Linked DNA regions of Homo sapiens: region 1 is linked to region 2. The links are chromatin contacts, found by Hi-C or POLR2A ChIA-PET in ENCODE. All regions are on one chromosome and are shown on one strand. Each heading gives the region's core, a stretch centred on a gene start or an enhancer-like site at or near the end of the contact. The rest is flanking DNA. Distances are from core to core; before and after follow the strand shown. Region 1 overlaps FCRLB (Fc receptor like B). Region 2 holds the start of SDHC (succinate dehydrogenase complex subunit C).

Region 1 (2,700 bases), core at 9-2,508, 410 kb after region 2:
AGTCAGGAGGACTCTGACACCATCCTAAGGAGGTTATAGTTGATTCTCATGGTCAAAACCCTTTGAGGGTGGAGCCAAGTCTCTGGCATCTTTGCTCCCTGGCTAAGTGAAAGACCAGCCATCCCCCTTCCTTCCCACTCACCTACAAATATATCTTGCACTATGAGGCTGCTGGGTGCCAACCACCAGGGAAGGCCTGTCCGCTCAAGAAAGCAGTGGGAGGCCAGGCCCGGTGGCTCACGCCTGTAATCCCACCACTTTGGGAGGCCGAGGTGGGCGTATCACCTGAGGTCAGGAGTTCAAGACCAGCCTGGCCAAGATGGTGAAACCCTGTCTCTACTAAAAAATGCAAAAATTAGCTGGGTGTGATGGCGCCCACCGGTAATCCCAGCTACTCGGGAGGCTGAGGCAGAAGAATCGCTTGAACCCAAGAGGTGGAGGTTGCAGTGAACCGAGTTTGTGCCACTGCACTGCAGCTTGGGCGACAAGAGCAAGACCATGTCTCAAAAAAAGAAAAAGAACAAGAAAAAAAGAAAGAAAAAGAAAAGAAAAGAAAGCGGTGGGAGATGGCGGGGAAGGGAGGGAGAGGAGTTAAGAGGAGAAAGCTGGAAGGCTGTGAGAGTGGGAGATCTCCAGGGCTGGACTTTCTGTGGAGTCAAGCGTGTCTGTGGTGTCTGTCGCAGATTGGCTGATTCTGCAAGTGCCCTATGCGCCAGTGTTCGAGGGTGAGCCGCTAGTCCTGCGCTGCCGCGGCTGGTACGACAAGGTGGTCTACAAGCTTCACTACTACCACGACGGCCAGGCCGTGCGCTACTTCCACTCCAGCGCCAACTACACTGTGTTACAGGCGCGTGCCAGCGACAGCGGGCGCTACCAGTGCTCGGGCACCATGCGCATCCCGGTGGAGAGCGCGCCCATGTTCTCCGCTAAGGTGGCTGTGACAGTGCAAGGTGGGAGAGACCAGGGGCCCCGGGAGGGAGGCAAATGAGCATTGAGAAATTCTGGGACAGGAGCTCGGCGAGAAAAGAAGGGGCGGAAGTTCAAATAGCTGCCACTTGGAGGGTTTCTCTTAGACTATGGACGCTGTCTCCTCTCCTTTGCCGTGAAGCAGCGCTTGATCCGCCGCCTGCTTGGAGGCTGGTCCCTTTCCCCGACGCACATCCTGGCTTCTCACTCTGGCTGGGGACTCCCACAGAGAGGGCAGCTCTGGCAGGGGCAGGGGCCACTGTGGGACTGGGACGAAGGAGCGACTCCCTAGCGTCCTGCAAGGCAGGCGCAGCGTCTCCTATTCTAGGCTGCAGAACCCGAGCTGAGTGTCAGTCGGGATGTGACATGAAGCGTCTGGCCTGGTCCCTCTTCCTTTCAAGCTTTCCCCGTCCCTCGTGGACTCGGTCCCCCTGCCCCACATTTCAGAAGGCTCCCCTTCCCCCTCCACGTGGACACACGGCCTCCTCCCCTCCCCCCTTGGTCTGTGGGTCTGCAAGGAGCCCTCGCGGGAAGCAGGAAGGAGCGGGGTCGCGGAGCGGTGGACAAGCCGGCGCCGTTGCTCCCCGCCCTCTCCGTAGAGCTGTTCCGGGCGCCGGTGCTGAGGGTGATGGGTCCGCGGGAGGCCCGCGGCGCGGCGCTGGGTGGGGTGGTGCTGCGCTGCGACACGCGCCTGCACCCGCAGAAGCGCGACACGCCGCTGCAGTTCGCGTTTTACAAGTACAGCCGCGCGGTGCGCCGCTTCGACTGGGGCGCCGAGTACACAGTCCCGGAGCCCGAGGTCGAGGAGCTCGAATCGTACTGGTGCGAGGCGGCTACCGCCACCCGCAGTGTCCGGAAACGCAGTCCGTGGCTGCAGCTCCCGGGGCCGGGTGAGTGCCTGCACACCCTCCCGGACGCCGACCCTGGCGGTCAGCCCTGCTTCCGCCTCTCGGCACCCACGAATCACCCCCGCCCCCTGGTTCCCGTCCCGCCCCCCGCCTTTCCCATCTCCCCTTCGCCGCCCTCCTCCTCACCCCTCTTCCGGCCTTCCCCATCCCCGCCCACCGCCCTACGCCCCTCCCCCAGCCCAGCGCCGAGAAGAACCATGCAAGCCGCGCGTGACTGGGCGTAATGCATTCACAGGTTCTCCCCTGGACCCGGCCTCCACCACCGCCCCAGCTCCATGGGCCGCAGCCTTGGCTCCTGGTAATAGGCCGCTTTCCTTCAGAAAGCCCCCGGTGTCCAGATCGGTCCCGTTGGTCACCTCCGTCCGGAACACCACCTCCACCGGGCTGCAGTTCCCGGCGAGCGGCGCCCCGACTGCGGGGCCACCCGCCTGCGCTCCGCCGACGCCCTTGGAACAATCGGCTGGAGCCCTGAAACCCGACGTGGACCTTCTGCTCCGAGAAATGCAGCTGCTCAAAGGCCTTCTGAGCCGGGTGGTCCTGGAATTAAAGGAGCCACAGGCCCTCCGGGAGCTCAGGGGAACGCCCGAGACCCCCACCTCTCACTTTGCTGTGAGCCCGGGAACCCCAGAGACCACTCCTGTGGAGAGCTGAGGGGGCGGCTACCGTCCCCTCTGCAGGCTCATTCCTCCTTGGTCTCCTGCTTCCCCTCACGCGAATTTCTTTCAAAGCCATCTGTTTGCATCCTTGTGTTTTGCTGTGGTTTTTAAAGGAGCGCCCACGAAGTGTAGTGGCTGACGATTTCAACCTCACACAGCAGTTTGTAACC
Region 2 (2,700 bases), core at 143-2,642:
CTCCAACCTGGGCGACAGAGTGAGACTACGTCTCAAAATAAAAGAAAAAGAAAAAGAAAAAGAAAAACCAAAAAAGATCTGAGTGAAAAAGGCATTCCTTGGGTTTGTTAACGTGAAGCTCCAGAGAGCCAAGTCAATGACTGGAATTTCGATAGCACAAAACTGTATTTAAATATAATAACTAACGAATAAGTTGTTCATTAAATAAAACTTGTTGTTTGAGGTACCCATCATTGAATATGGGGGGGTAGAGTCTTGAAGATCAGCTGTTATGGGTGTTGCAGAGGAGATCCCTGCATAGATAGTAGATTGGATTAGAGAGCCTCTTTCAATCCTAAAGTGTACGAATGTGCTTTGTCAAGCATTATAGAAATGCAAAGTAGTATTATTCATCTGATGCAGAAATAAGTGAATTTGTGCTATTTAAATCCTGAAGTGCAGGGATGCTAAATATACATAAGATCTGAATATTAATATAATTGAGTATTTTTTTTGTAGAAATAGGAGTTGCTCTAGCCTGTCCCTTTTACTCCTCTCCACCCTACTCCCCACAAGAGTCAAGAACTTTTGTGCTCTGTTCCCTTCCTTTATCATTTGCTCTTCTTCTTTCTTCAGTCTTGAGTGCTCGGCAGTTGATTCCTGTGCTTGGGTTCCCTAAAACTGTATATATATATATACACATATATAAATCAAAGCGTGTTCTTCCCCTCACTCCGGGTTCTTCTAGCTGTGGGTGTCACCCACATAGCGCTGAAACAACGAACAAGGGAGCATTGTCCTCGGCTAGTGGGCGCCTGGTCCATGTGGCAGCTCAAACCCAGGAATTGTGGGGTCTAATCGAGGTGGTTAGATGAGGCTCCTCGTTTTCGGGAATGGTGGTCCGCAAGGTCTTCTCGAGGCCCCTCTACACACTCCCCAACTTAGGTCACAATTTATGTATCTGTCTGGTTAAAGCTTCGTATTAGAAAGGGAGGGAACCCAAAGTATCTTTTCTCTTCGGGGTCTCAACCGGCCAACCACCACGTTTTTAGGCCGACCTGGGAGGCAGGGGGAACGCAACAGACTGCGAAGTCCTTAAGGAAGAATCTAAACAAGTCCGCCGTTTGCTGTTTGGGAGTGCGATACAAAATGAATATGTACGCAGGTGGAACGTAGACTGCAGATTTTGAGCCAGCGGCGTTTCTGCCGAAATCCTGGCAAATTCCGGTAGAAGTCGGCTGCAGGAGGCGGAGGAGGAGACTAAAAAACCAGAAAACAACCAGCAAACCAGCTAGGCAGAGCTGAGCGGAGAAGCTCCAGAGCCTTTTAAAGAGACTCTCGTCACATGACACCCCCAACCCCGACCCCCAGCCGGCGCGCCTCCGCCCTCGGGTGGCGGGGCCGCCTGGCGTCACTTCCGTCCAGACCGGAACCCAAGATGGCTGCGCTGTTGCTGAGGTGACTTCAGTGGGACTGGGAGTTGGTGCCTGCGGCCCTCCGGAGATCTGAACTGGCCCCTCACGTTTTGCTGATAACTGTTTATCCTGTGCCTGGGCAGGGAAAGGACCCATGGGTGTGGAGGCCAAGCGCTCGGGGATCCTAGAGACCCCTTTTCCCGTCCCCCCCAGCCGCTCCGGTGCGCTCCGTAGGGCTTCGGGGTCACTGACTTCGTATCGAGGGGCCCTCGGCTCTCGCCCCTTCTGTTTTCCCCACCTCCTCTAGTACTTCTAACGCAAATTGCTCTCGGGCCTGCACCCAGAGCCGAGCTCTGAGAAAATAACTTCAAGGTCAGCCACCCATGGGTCCTACGATTTCGAGAGCGTATTTAGACATTTAGCTTCGGAGAGAGAGATCTTCGTGTATTTTGCCTTTGCTTCGAATGCCTTCAGACACTAGCTGCTCCCACCGTGAGTGGGCGCTGTCTGGGTTCCCAGCGGGCTGCTGGCAAAGGGTGGATCCCTACTGGGGTGGCGATTAGCATTAGCACCCAGGGCGGACCTCTGCTGCCCCAGAGCAACCCGGGGAATTCATTTTTAGTTAATCATTTTACTTGGGAGGGAGAGTGAGTGTCCCAGTTTTTCTCTAAAATGTGAATTAGTTGTCCAGAGAAATACCCTAGATTTTCTTTCATTCTGAACTTTCCGCTGTCTAGGTCTCATTCTCTGCTCAGCCTCTCTAGTCACAGCGACTAGCGCCTTTAGACACGCCTGGTACAAATCCCAGCATAGTTTTGTGCCAGCCTTATTTTTGGAAATTGTTTGTTATGGAAAGTTAGCTTCAATGCTGTTGAGATTTCAATCCCTGATTTCCCCAAATGTGTTCTCATTTCTCTTTCCACTTCAGTCACCCAGTTTAAAAATAGAGGGACTTTGTTTAGTTTTTCTGTGACAAAATGATTCCTCTTGGAGTTGAAATCAGGGTTATCTTAATCCTTCATTTTCTCCCTGTTTTTCATCTCCATATGTATCTTCTGTCTAAGGTATGCCAAGGCTTGTCTTGCCAGTGCTGTCTTCTTTATTCCAGATGGTTTGACCATAATTGAATGCTTTTGAATTCTCTGATATATTTTGGTATCGATGTTAGGGGCTTTTGGTAAAATTAACATTTAGTTTGAAGTGATCATATTGGTTCCAAACAGTTCATTTTAGGAGTTTTGGAATTAGTGTTTAAAAGCTGAGGATCATTATAGTCATTAAGTGTATCCATACAGTATCATTTTGA

What was found. Hi-C counts contacts between places; a loop is a spot of excess contacts on that map. ChIA-PET counts read pairs that join two places held with the same protein, here RNA polymerase II (POLR2A). Pooled maps may share reads with other maps.
Region 1: a pooled map shows a loop between it and region 2 (2.8-fold over the local background). The contact joins the enhancer-like site here to the promoter of SDHC in region 2. A Hi-C loop is called at or near these places in 5 of 50 pooled maps. POLR2A ChIA-PET finds 5 or more read pairs at or near these places in 3 of 52 experiments (CD4-positive, alpha-beta T cell, GM12878 and activated B cell).

What each region holds. Positions count from the first base shown.
Region 1 is chr1:161,725,138-161,727,837 of GRCh38, forward strand. FCRLB (Fc receptor like B) reads left to right here. Exons shown (of 8, transcript NM_001002901.4): 6 at 684-950; 7 at 1,566-1,856; 8 at 2,110-2,700. The coding sequence ends at 2,525. Among named protein-coding and RNA genes, the nearest start is that of FCRLB, 4.9 kb to the left of the region's middle. RefSeq lists enhancers at 1,104-1,243, 2,304-2,353 and silencers at 1,454-1,693, 1,704-1,753, 1,784-2,043. Within about 2 kb of position 1,259, at least 35 of the 41 ENCODE cell types and tissues checked have a DNase peak (open chromatin) inside an H3K27ac peak, as active enhancers do; they include CD4-positive, alpha-beta T cell, where a contact is called at or near this core.
Region 2 is chr1:161,312,989-161,315,688 of GRCh38, forward strand. SDHC (succinate dehydrogenase complex subunit C) reads left to right here and starts at 1,393. Exons shown (of 6, transcript NM_003001.5): 1 at 1,393-1,437. The coding sequence starts at 1,418. RefSeq lists an enhancer at 969-1,732 and silencers at 1,284-1,343, 1,374-1,443.